Regions from separate parts of the Homo sapiens genome. Here region 2 is linked to region 1. Evidence: chromatin contacts called from ENCODE Hi-C or POLR2A ChIA-PET data. All regions are on one chromosome and are shown on one strand. Each heading gives the region's core, a stretch centred on a gene start or an enhancer-like site at or near the end of the contact. The rest is flanking DNA. Distances are from core to core; before and after follow the strand shown.

Region 1 (5,658 bases), core at 193-2,692:
TTAGTAGAGACGGGGTTTCACCATGTTGGCCAGGCTGGTCTTGAACTCCAGACCTCAGGTGATCCACTCCAGACCTCAGTGCTGGGATTACAGGTGTGAGCCACCGTGCCCGGCCTTTTTATTTCTTTTAATCTTAAAAGTGATAGCATTTAATTGTCTAAAGGAAAATGGTGGAGAATACCAGAGGGACTGGAAAGGAAGAAGTTTTTTTGGGAGGGGTAAAATAGCTGTAGATTTCTTTTAGTAGAAAAATGTTTATATATATTGAATACTAATTCTAATAATAACTTATAGAGAGCTACAAGGTTTTCAAAATTGTTTCAGAGAACATTATACAAGTTGATGGTCCTAACAGTGCTGTGTGATAGGTGAAACAGAGATTGTAGCCTTTATTATATAGATGATAAAACTGAGGCATAGACTGGGCACAGTGGCTCACACCTGTAATCCCAGCACTTTGGGAGGCCGAGGCCAGTGGATCGCCTGAGGTCAGGAGTACAAGACCAGCCTGACCAATATGGTGAAACCCCATCTCTACTAAAAATACAAAAATTAGCAGAGCATGGTGGCATGCGCCTGTAGTCCCAGCTATTCGGGAGGCTGAGGCAGGAGAATCGCTTGAAGCCAGTAGGCGGAGGTTGCAGTGAGCCGAGATTGTGCCACTGCACTCCAGCCTGGGTGACAGACGAAGACTCCGTCTCAAAAACACAAGACAAAACAACAAAAAAACTGAGGCATAGAAAGAGTAAATGTCTTCCTCCAGGTCACATGGCTAATTCATCTAATACATTCTCTAGTTTTCCTACTTTAGCATCCTGTGGAAGGATCGTGGGAAGGAGATGCTTCCAGATAGGGCTTTCATAGTGTTGAGATGGGAACGGGAGTTGCTACACTTAAACATGGCACCAATGTCACTTCATTTGTCTTCTCCCCAAGCAGTTTTTCCTCTAAATCACCATATGTTTGTTAAACGGGGCTGGAACCTCCCCACCTACTGTTTAGGATTTCCTTTCACTACAGTGTAACATAAAGTGTTGGCATCAAATCCAGAGACTGTGTGGATTTGAAATCCTCCATAAGGTACAACAATACCAATGTGGTAGTTATGGGCATTTGGTCACATAGTTAGTAATGTAAGTGTTAGTGGCCTGGCCTGTCTATTTTTATGCATAAAGAGAGATCAGCAAGAATCAGATTATCTAGAGTGGCACATTGTTCAACAATAGACACAGTGAACATGAAAATAAGTGGTTACCCAGAGTTTAGGGAAACTGAAAGTGCTGCATGCCTTTTACGCATTCAGATGTCATGCAATTCTTGTTTTCATTTAGTTATTCATTTGAGTTGTGCCTGGATTAGAGATACCGTAAGTGGCAAGTCTACCAGAGTGGAAAAAAATTCAGTCATGGTATCATGCCTTAAGGAAAAATGTGGTTATTAAAGCATGTTAATTTTTAACTGAAAAATAGCTGACTCTTTTCCTGGAAGGATGTGAGCAATGCAACTATTTAAAAGTAAACTTTTTAAGCCACATAACCAGCACCCAGTTGAGGCTTGTGTTGTATTAGGTACTGAAAGCATTTTATGGAACTCTAAAATTACTAACAATATATCAAATACAAAGCATCTGTAAATTCAAACCATATATATAATTGCATACTAGTAATTTAAGGAAATGAAACTTTCTCCCTCAAATTCTTACTACCATAGTAGTAATTTATTCAGGCTCTCTAAATGTTCAATAACAGTAAAGATATATACCAAATTCATGGCATCAGAGGTGTTTCTGGTGGCCTTGTCTTTCACATTACATAGCTTTTGGGGGAAAAACTCTTTATTTTTTTTGAAATTTCTTTGTTGTTGTTGTTGTTTTTGTTTTAGACGGAGTTTTGCTTTGTCACCAGGTGGGAGTGCAGTGGCATGATCTCGGCTCACTGCAACCTCCACCTCCTGGGTTCAAGCAATTCTCCTGTCTCAGCCTCCTGAGTAGCTGTGACTCCAGGCATGTGCCACCATGCCCAGCTAATTTTTTTTTTTTTTTTTTTTACTTTAGTAGAGACGGGGTTTCACCATGTTGGCCAGGATGGTATCTACCTCCTGACCTTGTGATCCGCCCACCTTGGCTTCCCAAAGCGCTGGGATTACAGGTGTGAGCCACCGTGTCCAGCTCTGAAATCTCTTTTAATGAAAAATTTCAAGCATACATAAAAGTAGAATAATATAATGAACTCCGCATATACCTATCATCCAGCTCCAACTATGTTAAATTCTTGGCTAATCCTTTTTCATCTATACTCCATCCCCTTACTACCCCAAATATTTTAAAGGAAATCTCAGACCACATATTTTTCTTCTATAAATACTTTAGTTAGTATACACCTCTAAAAGATAAAAGAATCTTTTAAAAATATAAGCATGGTGGTAGATTATAGATGGTCTTACATGTTTTTTACTTCTCCTCTTGAGAGGGGAAGTCTAATTCCCCTCATCTTCAATCTCAGCTGGTCATAGAGACTTGCTTGATCAGTAGAATGTGGCAGAAGTATTATTTAAGCACTTCTGAAGTTAAGTCTTAAGAAGCTTTGAAGCTGCCATCTGGACCTCTTGGGATACATCCTTTGAGAACTCTAAGCTTCCATATAAGAAATCTGAAAACCCTGAAACGCTGATGAGATCACAGGTCAGTGCTCTAGTATAAAGTCTCAGTTGAGGTTAGCCTTCCAGTCTTCCTTTCCAAGGCACCAGACATGTAAGTCAAATCATCTTAGACCTTTTAGATCTGCCCATCTGCCAAGTGAGTACCATGATGAAGCAGAAAAACCATCCAGCTGAACCCTATTCAAAATTCCTGGCTCGCAAAGTTGTAAGATGTAATAAAATGGTCGTTGCTTTAAGCCACTGTTACGCTGCAACAGATAAAATGGAACAACCACAGAACCATTAGCACTCCTAAAATAATTAGCAATAATTCCCTAAAATATCAAATATCCATTGTTCAAATCACAACTAATCTTTTGGAATAATTTTATTATTATTACTATTTTGTAGAGACAACTGTCTCACTATATTGCCCAGGCTGGTCTTAAACTCCTGGGCTCAAGAGATCTTAATGCCTCAGCTCACTAGAGAGCTGGGATTACAGGTGTGAGCCATCATGCTTAGCTACGAATAATTGTTTTTGTTTCAAAATTATCTTGAATATTTTGTTTTAAGTGGGATCTAAACAAGGTCCATACATGGTGATTGATTTTTATATATATATTTTTTTGAGATGGAGTCACACTTTGTTGCCCAGGCTGCAGTGCAGTGGTGTAATCTTGGTTCACTGCAATCTCTATCTCCCAGTTTCAAGCAATTCTTCTGCCTCAGCCTCCCAAATAGCTGAGACTACAGGTGTGCACCACCGTGCTCTGCTATGTTTTGTATTTTTAGTAGAGACAGGGTTTTGCCATGTTGGCCAGGCTGGTCTCAAATTCCTGACCTCAAGTGATCCGCTTTCCTTGGCCTCCCAAAAGTGCTGGGATTACAGGCATGAGCCACCACGCCCCGCTGATTTTTATATTTCCTAAGTCTCTTTTAATAGTTTCCTCTTCCTTTTTTTGTTTCAAATTATTTAAGAAACTATATAATTTGTCCTCAGAATTTTCCGTAATCTGGATTTTAGTATTGTTTTGTTGTTGTTGTTTGAAGCAGAGTCTTGCTCTGTCACCCAGGCTGGAGTGGAGTGGCATGATCTTGGCTCACTACAACCTCCACCTCCCAAGTTCAAGCAATTCTCCTGCCTCAGCCTCCCATGTAGCTGGGACTACAGGCATGCACCACCACGCCCGGCTAATTTTTTGTATTTTCAGTAGAGACAGGGTTTTCCTATACTGTCCTCAAGTGATCCGCCTTCCTCAGGCTCCCAAAATGCTGGGATTACAGACGGGTGTGAGGCACTGCACCCATCCTGGATTTTAGCATTGTTAACACCTTCTCCTATCGCCTGTGTCTCCTGTAAGTTGGTAGTTGGATCTAGAGCCTTGGTCCATTTCACGTTTGATCTTTGGCAAGGCTATTTCACAGTGGTGGTGTTTACTTCCATCAGGAGACACATCATATCAGATTGTCTCTTGTTCTATGATGTTTGCAGCCATTGACAATCATTGCCTTGATCCATCAATTAATTTGGGTTGCAAAATGAAGATTGTATTAATTAGCTATATCTGCATAAGAAAAGAATCAAAGAATCTCAGCAGCATACAATAATAAATATTTATTTCACTTATTTACCATCACCTTCACCTCATCTTGTGGGCCGAAGCAAGTCGTATGGCCAAATCCAAAGTCAAGAGGTAGCAAAGTAATCTTGCCTCGAGTGGAAGGTGAGGAGTCAGCTTCCAGTCCAAAATCTTATGCATGATCTTCCAGACCTGATGATGGGGAATTAGAAAGCTTTACCTGGCAAGACTCATGGGGGGAAGCTGCCCTCTTCACACCACACTTGGTGCACAGCCAGTGCATTGCAGTCTCTGGAGGAAATTACAGTCAAGGACCCATGGCCCTCTCTGCAGACCAGCCATGTCCTTACACATTCTGCATTCCTAACTTAGGTGTCTCCATTCAAAGGTTTCTTTATTGGGGGGGCCTCAGCTAAGGCACTTCCGTTGTGCATCTTCCAAGATCCCCTTATGGGGAGTCTTGACTGAGGCCTTTTTCTGTACTTTGACTCAGTACTTTTGCACTCTGAGCCCTTCCCTCTCTCCCTCCTTCCAGTCCCTTACTCCATTTTTTTCAGGGTTCCTCAGCAGTGAAATGATTCCTACTGTCTATGCTGTACCCACCTGACCCTAGTCTGGTGATGTTCACTGGGAAAACTGGGACACTGGGGAGGTGGTCCCTTTCTCTTCTGTCTCTTGCCTGCATTGTCACAGTAAGTGAATAAGGCTTAATTGTTACTTTAAGTTAGTCTTGTCCTAACTGACCACCTTGACACCTAGCAGCTCTGCAGGAGGGAGTTACATGGGAAAGCTACATAGAAACAAAGTTACATGCTAGGTGTGGTGGCTCAGGCCTGTAATCCCAGTACTTTGGGAGGCTGAGGTGGGTGGATCACTTGAGCTCAGGAGTTTGAGACCAGCCTGGCCAACATGGCGAAACCCCATCTCTACTAAAAATACAAAAATTAGCTGGTCATGATGGTGCACACGTGTAGTCCCAGGTACTCGGGAGGCTGAGGCCTGAGAATCACTTGAACCCAGCACACAGAGATTGCAGTGAGCTGAGATCGTTGAGATTACGCCACCGCACTCCAGCCTGGGTGATAGAGTGAGAGTCTGTCGAAAAAGAAGGAAAGAAAGAGAGAGAGAGAGAAGGAAGGAAGGAAGAGAAAGAAAGAAAGAAAAAGGAAAGAAAGAGGCATGGACACTGAAATTGGAGAATTATGTCAATATCATAATATTTCAGAGTCAGTGATAGTCCACTATTATTCTTCCTTTATTAAATAGCAACAATATTTCTAGAAAGAAAAAACTAACAAGTTTTTCAAAATGGTTACCTAATGTTTAGCACTTTAGAAAAGTGACAAATGGTCGGGCATGGTGGCTCACGCCTGTAAACCTAGCACTTTGGGAGGCTGAGGTAGGCAGATTACTTGAGGTCAGAAGATTGAGACTGGCC
Region 2 (5,960 bases), core at 3,352-5,851, 98 kb after region 1:
CACGTGTGCATGTGTCTTTATAGTAAAATGATTTATAATATACCCAGTAATGGGATTGCTGGGTCAAATGTTATTTCTGGTTCTAGATGAGCCAATCAATAGCTTATAAACAAGCAAACAAACAAATTCTACTGGTTCTATTTCTCTGGAGAACCCTGACCAACACAACGCTTTAATGATTGTTTTCTTACTGTGGTAAAATAGGCAGCACATGAAAGTTATAATTTTAGCCTGTCGTTGTTGTTGTGAGACAGTCTCACTCTTGCCCAGGCTGGAGTGCAGCGGTGCAGTCACAGCTCACTGCAGCTCAACCTCCCAGGCCCCAGTGATCCTCCCACCTCAGCCTTCCGAATAGCTGGGACTACTGGCATGTACCACTACACCCAGCTAATTTTTTATTTTTTGTAGAGCTGGGTTCTCCCCATGTTGCCCAGGCTGGTCTTGAACTCCTGGGCTCAAGGAATCCTTTCACTTCGGCCTCCAAAAGAGCGGGGATTACAGGTGTGAACTACTGCACCTGGCCTATCTGAGGCATTTTTAATTGTACAGCTCAGCGGCCTTCATGACATTCATATTGTTCGCATCATGGTGGTTTTGGTTTGCATTTCCCTGATGATTAATGGTGTTGGGCATCTTTTTCCTGGACTTGCTGGCCATTTGTATATCCTCCTTGGAGAACTGTCTGTTCAAGATCTTTGCTCATGTTTGATTTGGGTTGTGTTTTTATTGTTGAGTTGTGACTATTCTTTATATATTATACTATTCTTTATATTATAAGGAATATATATATAAGATATTATACTATTCTTTATATATTATATGTTCTTTATATATTGAGACAATATATATATTGTCTCAATTGTAACAGCAGGATTTTAGTTTATGGAAGTGACTGAATGATGATGTGGAGAGGCCAATGTTACTGAAAGAAGTTTTCTTACAGTTCCTGAGAGGAGGGGACATGCCACAACACGCAGGGCCACAGAGAAAGCGTTAGGATGGTCAAGAGGCAAAAGATGAGTGAGAAGGCGTGGGCCACAGCCCTTACTGGAGTTTCTGCAGGAAAGGCAAGGCAGGGCCGGGCCATCAGTTTAGGACTGGCTACTTTGAATAACATGGGTGAGCCTGGGCTATAGGGGGTGGTCTCTAGTTGCCTGGAACCTGGCCTTGGGTTGATTTAGGATAAGGGAAATATTGGTTTGGTGTGTGAGAGTTATATAGAAGGTAGATGGAGGCACAGACTTGGATCAGCCTGTCTGCACACGAAAGGAGAATTCCAGGCAACTTGACGTATATTTGTACAATTGTTTGATAATGCATTTCCATGTTTTTGGAAACAGTGAATCAAACGTGGACGGGAACAAGTCTCCCTCACTTGCCTCCTGCACCCAGCCTTGCCTCAGTGTGGGAATGCCCCATCCTTGGAGGGGAATGCCCCTTCTTGAAGGAGAGAGGTAAACACTTGTCTGCTGGCCTTGCAGTTACTAGATACCAAATAGACATAAAGAATTTAAGGCCAGGCGCAGTGGCTCACGCCTGTAATCCCAGCACTTTGGGAGGCCAAGGCGGGCAGATCACTTGAGATCAAATCACTTGAGGTCAGGAGTTTGAGACCAGCCTGGTCAAAATGGTGAAACCCCATCTCTACTAAACATACAGAAATTAGCCAGGTGTGGTGGCGTGTGCCTGTAATCCCAGCTAATTGGGGGGCTGAGGTGGGAGAATGGCTTGAACATGGGAGGCAGAGGTTTCAGTGAGCTGAGATCGTGCCACTGCACTCCCGCCTGGGCAACAGAGCGAGACTCCATCTCAAAAAAAAAAATCTGGGAAATCACAGGACAATATTAGACAGACCCTGAACAGACATATACAGTTGGCAAACATATTCTCTCATTCTGTGGGTTGTCATTTCACTTTTTTGATAGAGTTCTTCAATGCACAAAAGTTTAAAATTTTGTTGAAATTCATTTCATCTATGTTTTTCTCTTGTTGCTTGAGCTTCTGACACGCACTGTGAGGGAGTCAGGATTCTCAGAACAAAGAACCCGTTGCCAAATCTGAGATCATCAGGATTTATCCCTGTGTATTCTCTTACATGTAGGCTTTTGTTTCATTTTGAGTTAATTTTTTATATGGTATGAGGTAAGGATATATCTTATAAAAATTTTTACGCTATAAAGTGATAAGCCAAAGCCTACAAAGGACAGTCTGGTGATATTTATTGCAAATGTATATCTCTCCCAATTCTATTTCTAGGAATTTATTCCATAGATACAACACAAAAGATATATGTGTAAGGTAATTCACTGCAGCATTCTTTTTTTTTAATAATAGTAAAGCATTGTAAACAGTCCACGTGTCCCTCAATAGAGGCTTTGAAATAAATTGTGCAAAGATAAAATACTATAGAGCTACAAAAAATGAATTTCTGTATGTGCTGCTTTGGAAAGCTCTCCAAAAATTATTGTTCAATGAAAAGAAAAACAAGGTTTAGAAAAGAATGGTTTTTTGGTGTGTGAAACATTTGGGACAATAAGATACACATTTATTTTTGAAGTTTTTAGGTTTTTTTTTTTTTTGAGACAGAGCCTGCGCTCTGTCGCTCAAGCTGGAGTACAGTGGTGTGATCTCGGCTCACTGAAACCTCTGCCTCCTGGGTTCAAGTGATTCTCCCGCCTCAGCCTCCTGCCTCAGCCTCCTGAGTAGCTAGGATTACAGGCACATGCCACCACACCTGGCTGATGTTTGTATTTTTAGTACAGAGGGGGTTTCCCTGTGTTGGTCAGGCTGGTTTCAAACTCCTGACCTCAAATGATCCCCCCTCCTCAGCCTCCCAAAGTGCTGGGATTATAGGCATGAGCCACCAAGCCTGGCCTAAGTTTTAAAAAAAATTTAATTAAAAAATAATTGCATGTATTTATGGGATACAGTGTGATGCTTTGATACACATATGCACTGGGGAATGATACAACCAGGCTAATTAGCATATCCATCACCTCCGATAGTTACCATTTCTTTGTGGTGAGAACATTGAAAATCCTCTCCTTCAGGTCTTTTCAAATACACAATACATTAGTATTAACTATAGTCATCACGCGGTGCAATAGAGCACCAGAACTTAATCCTTCTAACTGATGATAACTTTGTACCCATTGACCAACCTCTCCCCTTTCCCTGCCCGCCCCTCCCTCCAGCCTCTGGTAACCATCATTCTACTCTCCACTTCTGTGAGTGTGACATTTTTAGAGTCCACACGTAAGTGAGGTCATGCAGAATTTTTGCTCTGTATATGCACATGTCTTATGTACAAGTAAAGAAGCTCTGCAAATTTTAAGACACCAAGGATGGGGCATTCCCACAGCGAGGCAGGCGCTGGGTGCAGGAGGTAAGTGAGGGAGTGTTGTTCCAGTCCAGATTTGATTCACTATTTCTGAAAACATGGAAATGCATTACCAAACAATTGGACAAATATACGTTAAAATTTAAAAAGAACCTTCTGCAGAAAAGAAAGGAGCAATGGGGATAAAACAGCCACACGGTCATGGGTGTTGCACGTATAATATTTTGTTCCAGTTGAAGCTCTGTGTTTTCTTAGCCAGTTTTCTCATGACTACTGATGTACTAAGTACAATCACACCGGAGCTGGCCGACGTTAGACTGTGGGCTGTGGCCACGGATGTCAAATAACAGCCCTGGCCTCGTCCACACAGTAAAGAGCAGACCTCACACGGGATGGTTTACCATCAAGGGGTCCAGACAGAAAGGCTGTTCTAGAACCCCTCTCACTTAAAGAGCACAAATCCGAATGAATACATTGTTTTATTGTTTTACCAGTAAGGTTCTTGACACTGATGACTTACCTTCCTATCCCCAGGAAACAGATGGTAAGTGTCCTTGAGGAGAATATCCCTTCACAGCAAATTCACATCTTTCCTTCAGCCTAGAGAGATCAGACAGAGATGAAGACCTCACCACTAAAGACCCACTCTCCTAGCTGTTTTGGAGAGGTCGCTCTTGTCTTTATAAACTTCTGAAGTTGTCTCTTGGCATATTTCCCTCCCCTCAAATCCTTATAAAAACAGGTGTGGCTAAAGCCTGTCTTTGCTGAAAGAACACTCTCTTCCTTAATAGAAAATTCTCTATTGAAAACTTATTTTCCCTGGCTGGGCTCAGTGGCTCACGCCTGTAATCTCATCACTTTGACAGGCCAAGGCGGGTGGATCACACAGTCAGGAGATCAAGACCAGCCTGGCCAACGTGGTGAAATCCTGTCTCTACTAAAAATACACAAATTAGCTGGGTGTGGTGGTGCATGCCTGTAATCCCAGCTACTTGGGAGGCTGAGGCAGGAGAATAGCTTGAACCAGGGAGTTGGAGGTTGCGGTGAGCCGAGATCGTGCCACTGCACTCCAGCCTGGCGACAAAGTGAGACTCCATCTCAAAAAAAAAAAAAAAAAAAGAAGAAAAGAAAGAAAGTCGTTTCCCTTTCTGGCTTCTGTGGTTAGCGGTGCAACAGTAGCAAAACTGGTCTCAGACATGTGAGTGGGAGGCAGGAAATCTGCAAAGTGACAATGGTCACCATGTGTACTCTTCACCCTTTCTGTGTGCTAGACCAGAGGCCCATGCTGGCATGCCATTCTGACATGCACTGTGAGGGAGCTGACATTCTCAGAACAAATGCCGCATGCGTGGAAGATGGAGGAGCCCCGTGCCAAATTCCTTCTGTTTTTATCCTCCTTCCAGTAGGAGCCCCAGATATCAACTCCACAAATTTGAAACTGTGCCAGACCAGAGTGTGTAGAGAAGTGTTTGGGGAACTGTGGGAGGGGGAGAAGATAATATTGGTATAATAAAATCAAATTCGGGGCTGGGCATAGTAGCTCACGCCTGTAATCCCAGCATTTTGGAAGGCCAAGGTGGGTGGATCACTTGAGGTCAGGGGTTCAAGACCAGCCTGACCAACATGGTGAAACCCTGTCTCTACAAAAAAATACAAAAATTAGCCAGGCGTAGTGGTGCCTACCTCTAGTCCCAGCTACTCTGGAGGCTAAGGTAGGAGAATGGCTTGAACCCAGGAGGTGGAGGTTGCAGTGAGCTGAGGTCATGCCACTGCACTCCAGCCTAGGTGACAGAGTGAAACCCTGTCTCAACAAACAAACACACACACAAAAAAAAAAGAAAAGAAAAAAGAAAAAATCAAACTTGAAAAAGAACTCCATTAAAAAGAAAAAAACTGATTTCATAACTATAATAAAAATACGCTATAAATATAGTAAAATGCCATGGAGTCTGTGTCTAACTCTGAAGAAAAAAAATTGTCATCTAAAAGACAGATTCTGGAACCAAACACCAGAAAAGTTCTCAAGAAATGAATGGCTTCTTTAGAAGACAAAGAATGAGTAAGTTCAGTTGTAACCAGAAGTGAAAGCAAAGTCATCTACAGCTATGCTTGGAGATGTTGGTCTTTTCATAGCATGGTCTTTTTGTGGCATGCAGCAGTGAGGGCAAAGAAACCACTAGGGAACTTTGAAGCCTTGGTTCGCTGCTGCTAGGGATTCCATTGTACAGATCTACTATGCACCAGTTAATGGATAGTTTACTTTATCTATGCACCAGTTAATGGATATTTGAATTATTTTCAGTTTTTACTTATTATGAATAATGTGGCTTCAAACACCCCCATGTACGCTTTTAGGTAGACATAAACCTTCAATTCTCTTCATAGATACTTAGGAGTGAAATTGATGGATCGTTTGTTAAGTACAGGTTTAACTTTTTAACACACTTTCAAACTATTTTCCAAATGACTATGTCATTTTAAAATCTTACCAACACATACTTGTCAATACTTGGTATTGTCAATCTCTTAATTATAGGCATTTTAGTGGGTATGAACTGAATGTACGTTATTCTGGTTTTAGTTGCATTTCCCTAATGATTAATTATTTGGAACATTTTTC

What was found. A loop is a pair of places that touch in the nucleus more often than their neighbours do. ChIA-PET counts read pairs that join two places held with the same protein, here RNA polymerase II (POLR2A). Pooled maps may share reads with other maps.
Region 2: a pooled map shows a loop between it and region 1 (11-fold over the local background). The contact joins two enhancer-like sites. A Hi-C loop is called at or near these places in 10 of 37 single-sample maps with no recorded cell type and 12 of 50 pooled maps. POLR2A ChIA-PET finds 5 or more read pairs at or near these places in 1 of 52 experiments (activated CD4-positive, alpha-beta T cell).

What each region holds. Positions count from the first base shown.
Region 1 is chr2:113,787,760-113,793,417 of GRCh38, reverse strand. No RefSeq gene overlaps it. Among named protein-coding and RNA genes, the nearest start is that of SLC35F5, 34 kb to the right of the region's middle. Within about 2 kb of position 1,442, at least 2 of the 41 ENCODE cell types and tissues checked have a DNase peak (open chromatin) inside an H3K27ac peak, as active enhancers do.
Region 2 is chr2:113,692,357-113,698,316 of GRCh38, reverse strand. All of the region lies in intron 1 of LINC02936 (long intergenic non-protein coding RNA 2936), which reads left to right. Among named protein-coding and RNA genes, the nearest start is that of LINC02936, 8.8 kb to the left of the region's middle. RefSeq lists enhancers at 2,907-2,956, 4,217-4,346, 4,787-4,876. Within about 2 kb of position 4,601, at least 5 of the 41 ENCODE cell types and tissues checked have a DNase peak (open chromatin) inside an H3K27ac peak, as active enhancers do.